Regions from separate parts of the Homo sapiens genome. Here region 2 is linked to region 1. The links are chromatin contacts, found by Hi-C in ENCODE. All regions are on one chromosome and are shown on one strand. Each heading gives the region's core, a stretch centred on a gene start or an enhancer-like site at or near the end of the contact. The rest is flanking DNA. Distances are from core to core; before and after follow the strand shown. Region 1 holds the start of F11-AS1 (F11 antisense RNA 1). Region 2 holds the start of MTNR1A (melatonin receptor 1A).

The links. Hi-C counts contacts between places; a loop is a spot of excess contacts on that map.
Region 2: a loop to region 1 is called in a map of endothelial cell of hepatic sinusoid, with 7 times the contacts of the local background. The contact joins the promoter of MTNR1A here to the promoter of F11-AS1 in region 1. A Hi-C loop is called at or near these places in 3 of 168 maps with a recorded cell type or tissue (GM12878, endothelial cell of hepatic sinusoid and mesothelial cell of epicardium).

Annotation. Positions count from the first base shown.
Region 1 is chr4:186,498,736-186,502,812 of GRCh38, reverse strand. It overlaps F11-AS1 (F11 antisense RNA 1), which reads left to right and starts at 1,755. Exons shown (of 4, transcript NR_033900.1): 1 at 1,755-1,968. It also overlaps the pseudogene RNU6-1055P.
Region 2 is chr4:186,553,228-186,557,844 of GRCh38, reverse strand. MTNR1A (melatonin receptor 1A) reads left to right here and starts at 2,278. Exons shown (of 2, transcript NM_005958.4): 1 at 2,278-2,663. The coding sequence starts at 2,480.

The sequences.
Region 1 (4,077 bases), core at 506-3,005:
GTGTGCTGTGATTTATAAGTGTTTCCTTCTCCCATCCTAGCTTTATCGAGATATAAAGATTGTGTATATTTACAGCGCACAATGGGAAGTTTTGATATATGCACGCACTGTGAAACGGTTACCACAGTCAAAGTAATTAACATCCATCACCTACATAGTTATTGGTTTTTCTTGTGGTGAGAACATTTGTCTCTTAACAATTTCAAGTATACAATAATACATTATTATTGACAGCACCGTCTCATACATAGATCTTCAGAACACACTCATCTTATCTGACTGAGACTATCCTCCCTTTGACCAACCTCTCCCCATGCCCCATGCCTCCAACTCCTGGCAATCACCATTGTACTCTGCACTTCGACCTCTTTGAAACAAGTAATTCTTTCAAAGAACTCCTGCACTGGTCAGCACTGGAAAAAGTGTTGCTAGTTAACTAGCTGATGTGTAGCAGAATGAGTTGCATTATCTATTAGAAAATATGGAGATTGTAACAGGAGGTATTTCTTCTACTTCCTAAGGGCTGAAATGTTCCTAGATATTTACCTTGAATATGTCATTTTAATTTTCTGAACATAGTCCAGTTATATGTCGCTGCATAATGCTGGGGACAGCAAGTAGATGGCTAACACAGGAGAGCCATTACCCATGGAAGAGAGATCTCTGTCTTCTGTACTAAAAGGGCAACGACATTTCCTCTATTAGATGTGGGCTCTCTTCCTTTCCTTGCCTTGATGTTTCTTTTTCTTTATTCATTCCCCCTTTGGTTAATTTTCAGAAAAACCATATCTCCAAATATGTAAACTGAATAAACTGGTGTCCTATGTTTGAGATAAAAGTTATTTTTTGTCTTGTAAGCTTGTTGTACTTTTTCTCCATTGCTGTGTAACTAATGCCCCCTGGATTTAGTGGCTTCAAACAGCACACTTTGATCCATTCACAGTCCCTGTGGCTCAGGAGTCCAGGCGTGGCTTAGCAGCATCCTCTGGCCCAGGTTCTCTACAAGGCTGCAGTCAAGGCTGTGGCCAGTGCTGCGGCCATCTCACAGCTGAACGTCGGGGATCAGGGGACGCATTCACATCCAGGCTCGCTCATGGGACTGCTGACAGTCCTCTGGTCCTCTCTGGCTGGTCCAGGGACATCATTTCATTGTTATGCGGGTCTCCCCGGAGGCCACTCACACCCAAGATGGAAGCCACATTCTTTTGTAAGAGTGACCCCTTACTCTGCCATATTCTGTTCATTAGAAATGAGTCACTAGGTCTAGCCCACACTGGGGGAAGAGCTTCCACTGCAGTGTGGCTCCCAGGAGAAAGGGGATAGTGGGAGCTCACTGAGAAGCAGCCTACCACATTTGTTATTATTTTCAATGTCTAACAAACCATGGATCCCTGTCAATTCTTCAATTTCAAATATTTTCCCTTAATCACCCCTTACTTTCCATTTCACTGCCAACACCTCGATCTCTGTCTTCCTCACCATAAGGCAGATTCGTAACAGCTTCCATAACTCGCCATGAGCCCCGCAGAGCCCTGGTTCCCCGCTGCTCGTTATTATTCCTGAAACGCCCAGTACCACTTCCTGTTCTTACTCATTTATTTATTTGGAACACTTCAGGAATTCGCGTGCCGTCCTGGCACAGGGGCCCTGCTGATCTTCCCTGTACCGTTCCAATGTTAGTCCATGCGCTGCCGAAGCGAGCACGCTTCCTGTTCTTGTTCACGAGCCTGCAACGCCCACCGTTGCCTGCTTCCAACTGTGCCTCACGTTCCTTCCAACGGCGCCTTCCATCCCAGCTGGGCGGGGCTTCGCCGTGTTACCTTCTCAACATGGCGAGCTTGCTGGACGTCACGTCGCCTTCGCCTTTTCCGCTGCGGACTCTGCTCACCGACCTCCTCAGTAGAGCCGGCCCTGCTCACTACCGCGCCCACGTGTCCTGTTGTGCTTCATTCCCACAGGCCGCATAAGGTAACATTTACATATGTTCTGGCTGCTTGACTGATTCTAATTTCCCTGTCGATGCTTTTCTTCAACGAGGCTGAAACCCGTGTAACTTCCTCTATTTCTGTGCATATGCGGCATCTAACAATATTGAGCACATAATTCCTCAAATGCTCGTGGCTTCAGGTGAAGATAGAGCTCTGGGCTTCCTAGCTGCCTAAGCCAAAAAAAAAAAAAAAAAAAAAAAAAAAAGCTAGGAAGGAGAGATAACATAAAAGCTAAAAGAAGGACTATTTTGAGCCTGGGCGCAGTGGCTCACGCCTGTAATCCCAGCACTTTGGGAGGCCAAGGCAGGTGGATCACCTGAGGTCAGGAGTTCAAGACCAGCCTGGCCAACTTGGCGAAACCCCATCTCTACTAAAAAATACAAAAAATTAGCCGGGCGTGGTGGTGGGTGCCTGTAATACCAGCGACTCGGGAGGCTGAGGCACGAGAATCGCTTGAACCCAGGAGGGGGAGGTTGCGGTGAGGCGAGATGGTGCCATTGCACTCCAGTCTGGGCAGCAGAGAGAGACTCCGTCTCAAAAAAAGAGAGGACTGTTTTGAGATATTTCCTAATAATTCTATCTCAAAATGTACAGAGACGGACATACTACGATTGTTTTTAGTAATGCCACATTTTTCTATTATTTCTTCTTTTTAGTCATTCTATTTCTATGATAGACATAGAGAATGATATCTCAACGAGATGATTTTGTCCCCAAAGAGATATTTGGCAGTATCTGAAGACATTTTTGGTTTTCACAGCTCAGGGGAGGGAGGGTTACTCCAGGGACCCAGTGGGTAGAGGCCAGGGACACTACAATGTATAGAATAGCCTCCAACAACAAATAATTACTTGGCCCTAAATGTGAACGATGCGGAGATTGGAAACCCAGCTTTATCTCGGGCACAGGAGTGGTGTAGCAAAGTCAGGGCGAGCCTGGATTCTGAAGTCACAGCGCTTGTGTTCACATCCCAGCTGTGCCATTCACTAGCTGTGTGACCTTGGACAAGTTACTTAGCATCCAGGTTTCCTCTTAAGTGATCGGAGTAATAGAACTCACCATTAAGCGTTGTTGGGAGGATTAGATGAGTTAATAGTTGTAGAGGGCTTCAAGCAGTGTCTGGAACATAATAAGAGCCATCACAAGTGTTTGTGGAGTGAAAACCCCTTTGCAGGAGTTCTGTGTGATGTAAGTGGAAGAAATCATCCCTTCCGGTGATCTCCCCTAGTCACGATGGAGTAGAAAACCTGAGCAGAATCTCATGGGCAGAGAGTAGCCTTAATTGGCTGCATCAATCCCTTGTGGCTGAATGACAAATTCATTGTTATTACCTTTGGTCTCACCACCATCTGCAAGTTGGAAATTGTAGCTAGTTTTAATTCAGCGTTAATGTGTCAACTGAACATTCTGGCATTTCTCTGAGGGGATCTAATTTGACGATGTAAAAAAGGAGGTGAACCAGCTCTTTTAAATAAGAGCAGGCTTGCAGGTGACTAACATGCTCTTTAGATTTCAGACCAGGAGAGCCACCCATTGTTAGTTACAGCAACCAGGTCCAGCACAATGGAGAGACCACTCAGAGGTGCCCACACCATCAGGACAGGAGCTATGCAGAACAAAGACACTCCCTTCTGAAAGGGACCATGTTCTGTGGCTTGCTCCAGATTTTTAATTTACAAAGCAAGTGTGTGTGTGTGTGTGTGTGTGTGTGTGTGTGTGTGTGTTCAAATCACTCATCAGGTTAACTTGACATCTGAATTGCAATCCTGCAGTGTGCTTTTGCAAGTAGATGAATTTCCCCTGCATCAGAACAGAATTTTCTTAGGTGTAGGTTTTATGTTATGATTCTTTTTGGGAGTTGCAATCATAGGAAAATTAGGAGGACTAAATCAAAAAGTGTTTTAAAAAGCAGATAACTTTCATCACTTGATAATACATACATCTGGTTACATCTTAGTCTTTCCTAATTCAACTTAAGAATGAAGCTTGTAAAAGTAATTGGCACCTGGCTGCCTCTGCTTTTCATTTAAGTCTCCATGCTGGAAGTCAGGATGGGTACGTAACTGACAAATAATTAATTTGCTTCTTA
Region 2 (4,617 bases), core at 1,029-3,528, 55 kb before region 1:
CTGGATAATTTTTTTTTTTTTTTTCTGAAGCAGAGTCTCTCTCTGTCTCCCAGGCTGGAGTGGTAATTTTTTAAAACCCACTCTCACTGTAACTAATCCAGTCCCAGGAGAGCAAGAACTGACTCATGCCTGCAGAATTAACCCAGTCAGACAGAGTGGTATAACCCTCTTGACCTGATCGCCTCTTGAAGGCCCCGCCTTCCCCTGGGGACCAAATTTTCCACACACAAATTCTGGGGACATGCTGAAACCATAACAATAATGAAGACCATTAATGCTTCGTCTCTTAGCTATGTCACAAATCATTTCCCCAGTTTCTCTAGCTTTCACTTGTGTGTGGTATTTTTTGAATATAGGACTTTTAACTTTTCCGTAGTCAAATCTATCACGACCGAGAAACACTATCACTTAGTAATGAGGCTCCTTGCTTGGCAGTCAGAGAGACCTGAGTTCCAATCCTGCCTCTACTTGTTACCAGCTGTGTGACTTTGGTACATTGCTTAACCTCTCAGCACCAGAGGTTTCTCGTCCATAAAATGGTCGCAGCAGTGCCAGACCTTCTGGAATTGTTAACACATTGTGCAAACAATGGTTGTAAGATACCGATGCCAGAGATGGGAAGTGACACACGCTGTCCATGGCAGCTGCTACCTTTTCTATGGTTAGGATTATTTCCTGTCTGTCTTTTTTCCAGGCTTACAGAGTGCTTCTCTACCTCAAGTGATATGTATATTTACCTACATTTTCTTTAAATGCATTTTTGTTTTCGTGATCTATCCCAGCCCTACTGATTTGAACTGTTCACTTTATAAAATCTTTATTTTATATGCTTTTTCAAATTGTTTATGAGCTCAATACTGTTTTAGTTTTTTTTTTTTTTTTGAAACGGAGTCTCATTCTTTTTGGCCCAGGCTGGAGCGCAGTGGCGTGATCTCAGCTCACTACAATCTCTGCCTCCCGGGTTCAAGCGATTCTCCTGCCTCAGGCTCCTGAGATTACAGGCGCCCACCACAATACTTGGCTAATTTTTGTGTTTTTAGTAGAGACGAGGTTTCACCATGTTGGCCAGGCCAGCCTCAAACTCCTGACCTCAGGTGATCCACCTGCCTCAGCCTTCCAAAGTGCTGGGGTTACAGGTGTGAGCAGCCGTGCCTGGCATACTTATTGTAATTTTTTTTTTTTTTTTTTTGAGACAGAGTCTTGCTCTGTCTGCCAGACTGGAGTGCAGTGGCACGATCTCGGCTCACTGCAATCTCCGCCTCCCGGGCTCAAGCAATTCTCCTGCCTCAGCCTCCCGAATAGCTGGGATTATAGGCCTGTGCCACCACGCCCGGCTAATTTTTGTATTTTTAGTAGAGACGGGGTTTCACCATGTTGGCTAGGCTGGTCTTGAACTCCTGACCTCAGGTAATCCGCCCACCTCGGCCTCCCAAAGTGCTGGGATTGCAGGCGTGAGCCACCGTGCCTGTAATCCCAGGCGCCACTTAATTGTAATTTTTAATGAACATTTTGATACTGGTAGGTCATACTTCTCTCCTATTCATCTTATTCAAATCCTTTTCCTACACTTTCTTTTTACTCTTTCAAAGAAACTTTAGGTTATTTGATATTTTTCTTGGTCTGGCATAAAGTATATGAGGAAAATGAAAATTTCAGGCTTCGAAGCTAGGAACACTGTTTGTCTCTCCGTTTATTTAAATTTCCTTTCATGGTTTTCATAAAGTTTTTTCCTCACTGCACACAACTGGTTAGGCCATTTCCTAGCACTTTTACATTGCTGCCATGTATCCGATCCACCTAAGTGTGCTTTCTTTCTCATTTTTACTGGTACTTACAGAAGTACATACATTTTTATCATCTGCAAATATTGAGTTTTACTTTTTTCTTTGAAAATGTCATTTCATTATCGGAAACATCTAGCACCATCTTAAGCGGTGCAATACACAACGGAAGACAGTCCTTGGTTTTTTCACATTTTACTAATTATGAGGCTAACAGGTGAGATAGTATCTTATTCCCATTTTGCAGATAAGGAAGATAAGGGCGGTGGGGCACACAGCTGGTGAACTCGCCCCAATCCCATTTCGCATTTGATCCCAGGCAGCCTGGCCCTGCTGGGTGAAAAGTCCCATCCCAGAGAGGAAACACAATGAACGGCCTCGCCGTGCGCCCACGAGGAGAGGCCTCTGGGACACCGTCCCCAGGGCGCGGCGGCTGGGCCCGGCTTCCCGCACCGGGGCGCTGTCGGCCCGTGGTGCGGGGTTCGAGCTGCGGGCGGGGAATCCAAGCGGGCTCGCGGCGGACACCAGGTGTCACCTGGCCGTGGCGTCCGGCGCGGCGTGGGCGTCCGGGGGCGCGGCGTGGAGGAGCGCGCGGGATGGGGCGTGGGCGCGGGGAGCGCCGGGCGGAGCCTTAACAAGTGGTCGGGCGGGCGGACGAGGCGGGCGATGGCCCCGCGGCCGGGACGCGCACAGGGACCATGCAGGGCAACGGCAGCGCGCTGCCCAACGCCTCCCAGCCCGTGCTCCGCGGGGACGGCGCGCGGCCCTCGTGGCTGGCGTCCGCCCTGGCCTGCGTCCTCATCTTCACCATCGTGGTGGACATCCTGGGCAACCTCCTGGTCATCCTGTCGGTGTATCGGAACAAGAAGCTCAGGAACGCAGGTAGGGCCCGCGCCGCCTCCCCTGGGCCAGCGCTCCGGACGCAGCGCCTCTCCGCGGGCAGCCAGCCTTCCCCAAGCACTTGGTTCTTTTTCCTAAACACTGCGGACTTGGAGTTATTTTTCCTGTTAGAGAGGACTCTTCTCCAGCCTGCCCGTTGAAAGTGCCTTTTCATAAGGCGCGGAGTCACAGCCCCTAAGAGGTGGGACACTCCACCAGAGTCGGGTTCTCTTTCCTATGGGGACACCCCCGTCTGGTTGTCCTGTCTGAGGTTTATTAGATTGAGAAGCCTCAGGTCCAGGCTGCAGAAAGTTCCTCAAGCAGCCTCTGCAACGAACTGATCAATTGCTTGGTCTTAACATGTGATTTAGTTTTCCCAACATTGTTAAAATATGGAAACATAGAAGCTGGCAAAATGATGGAGCAGCCGCCGTGGTCTTGTTGTTCGGGAGTAGTCTGCAGTTACGAGCCTACAGTGGAAAGAGAGGCTCCCAAACGTGCTGTGTCCGGCAGGCGGCGGCTCCTCCAAGTAAACAAGTTGACACTTTAAAAACGGAAGTTGTTGTGTTAGAGTAGGCAGGTAGCCAGGCGTGAGCAGGAAAGAGTACACTTACGTATAATATGCAACTACAGGTAATTGTGTGCTTGAGTTAACTTGCTTTTTCCTCCGAGCAATGCATTGAACTGGTTTGTTCTGGTGGGAACCTGTGGACACTTTGTTCTTAGGATGCTGGATGTTCAGACCTCTGAGTGATGATTAGATGCTTGGTTCTCTGAAGAAACTAGTTTTTTATTTGGAGGCACTTTTGGGAGAAGGGGCGGGGAACGAAACGTGCACTTAACATGTCTGCCAAGATCAATATTTTCGTTTTAACCAGGTGGTTAAGAAAAGCTCTAATTTTGCTTAGCTCCTTTTGGGGAGGCTCACCCCTGCCCTGCCTCCCCCACCCGCCCCCAGTAGTGCTTTTACGGTTTGTAGTTTGAGAATTAGTTAGTTAAGCACTTAGTAATATGAATTGAGTTTGAGTCAGTAAATTGAATAAGCTCACTTCGTAGGTGATTGATATAAACTGGAGGAATTCTGCCTTCGAGAAGAGGCTCTTTCCTTCCTAGCAATAAAAACGACTTTCTCTGGACCAAACAGGTTGTGAGCACTGGGTTAATTGAATCCTAGTGCAGCCTTGTGCTGTGGCGCCGTGGTCAACTCGCCTTACAGAGGAGAAACTGGGGCTGCAGATTGTTCCCAGGGACTGTAGGTGTGAGCCCGGTTGAATTCCCAGAGCTGGCCTCCAGAGCTCGCCCTGCTTCCTTGCTGTCAACACCTGCAGCATTTGGGAAGTTTGAATCCTGCAGAACCTTTAAAAAGTGTTCACGGCTGGGCGCGATGGCTCAAGCCTGTAATCCCAGCACTTTGGGAGGCCGAGGTGGGTGGATCGCCTGAGGTCAGGAGTTCGAGACCAGCTGGCCAACATGGTGAAACCCCGTCTCTACTAAAAATACAAAAAATTAGCTGGATGTGGTGGCCCACAGCTGTAATCCCAACTACTTGGAAGCCTGAGGCAGGAGAATCGCTTGAACCCGGGAGGCGGAAGTTGCAGTGAACAGAGATTGTGCCATTGCACTCTAGCCTGGGCAACAAGAGTGAAACTCCATCTCAAAAAAATAAAATAAAATAAAAAGTAAAAAATGATCACGCCTGAACAATTTTACTTCTTGTGTTTTCTGAAGAAGAACTTAAGAACTCCTTACACTCACTTTGTATTTTATTTGCTAAGACGTGCTCTTAAGAGGATATTCCTGTAGCTGCATGGGAGACCCTTAGTGACCTTTAATCCGCACAGCTTTAGAAGTTCCATATTTTTCTAATAGGGATTTTTTGTTTATATGTGCGGTTCAAGCCATTTGAGGATTTCTGGAATGGATGGTAATTTGAAACAGTGATAAGGATAGCTGATTC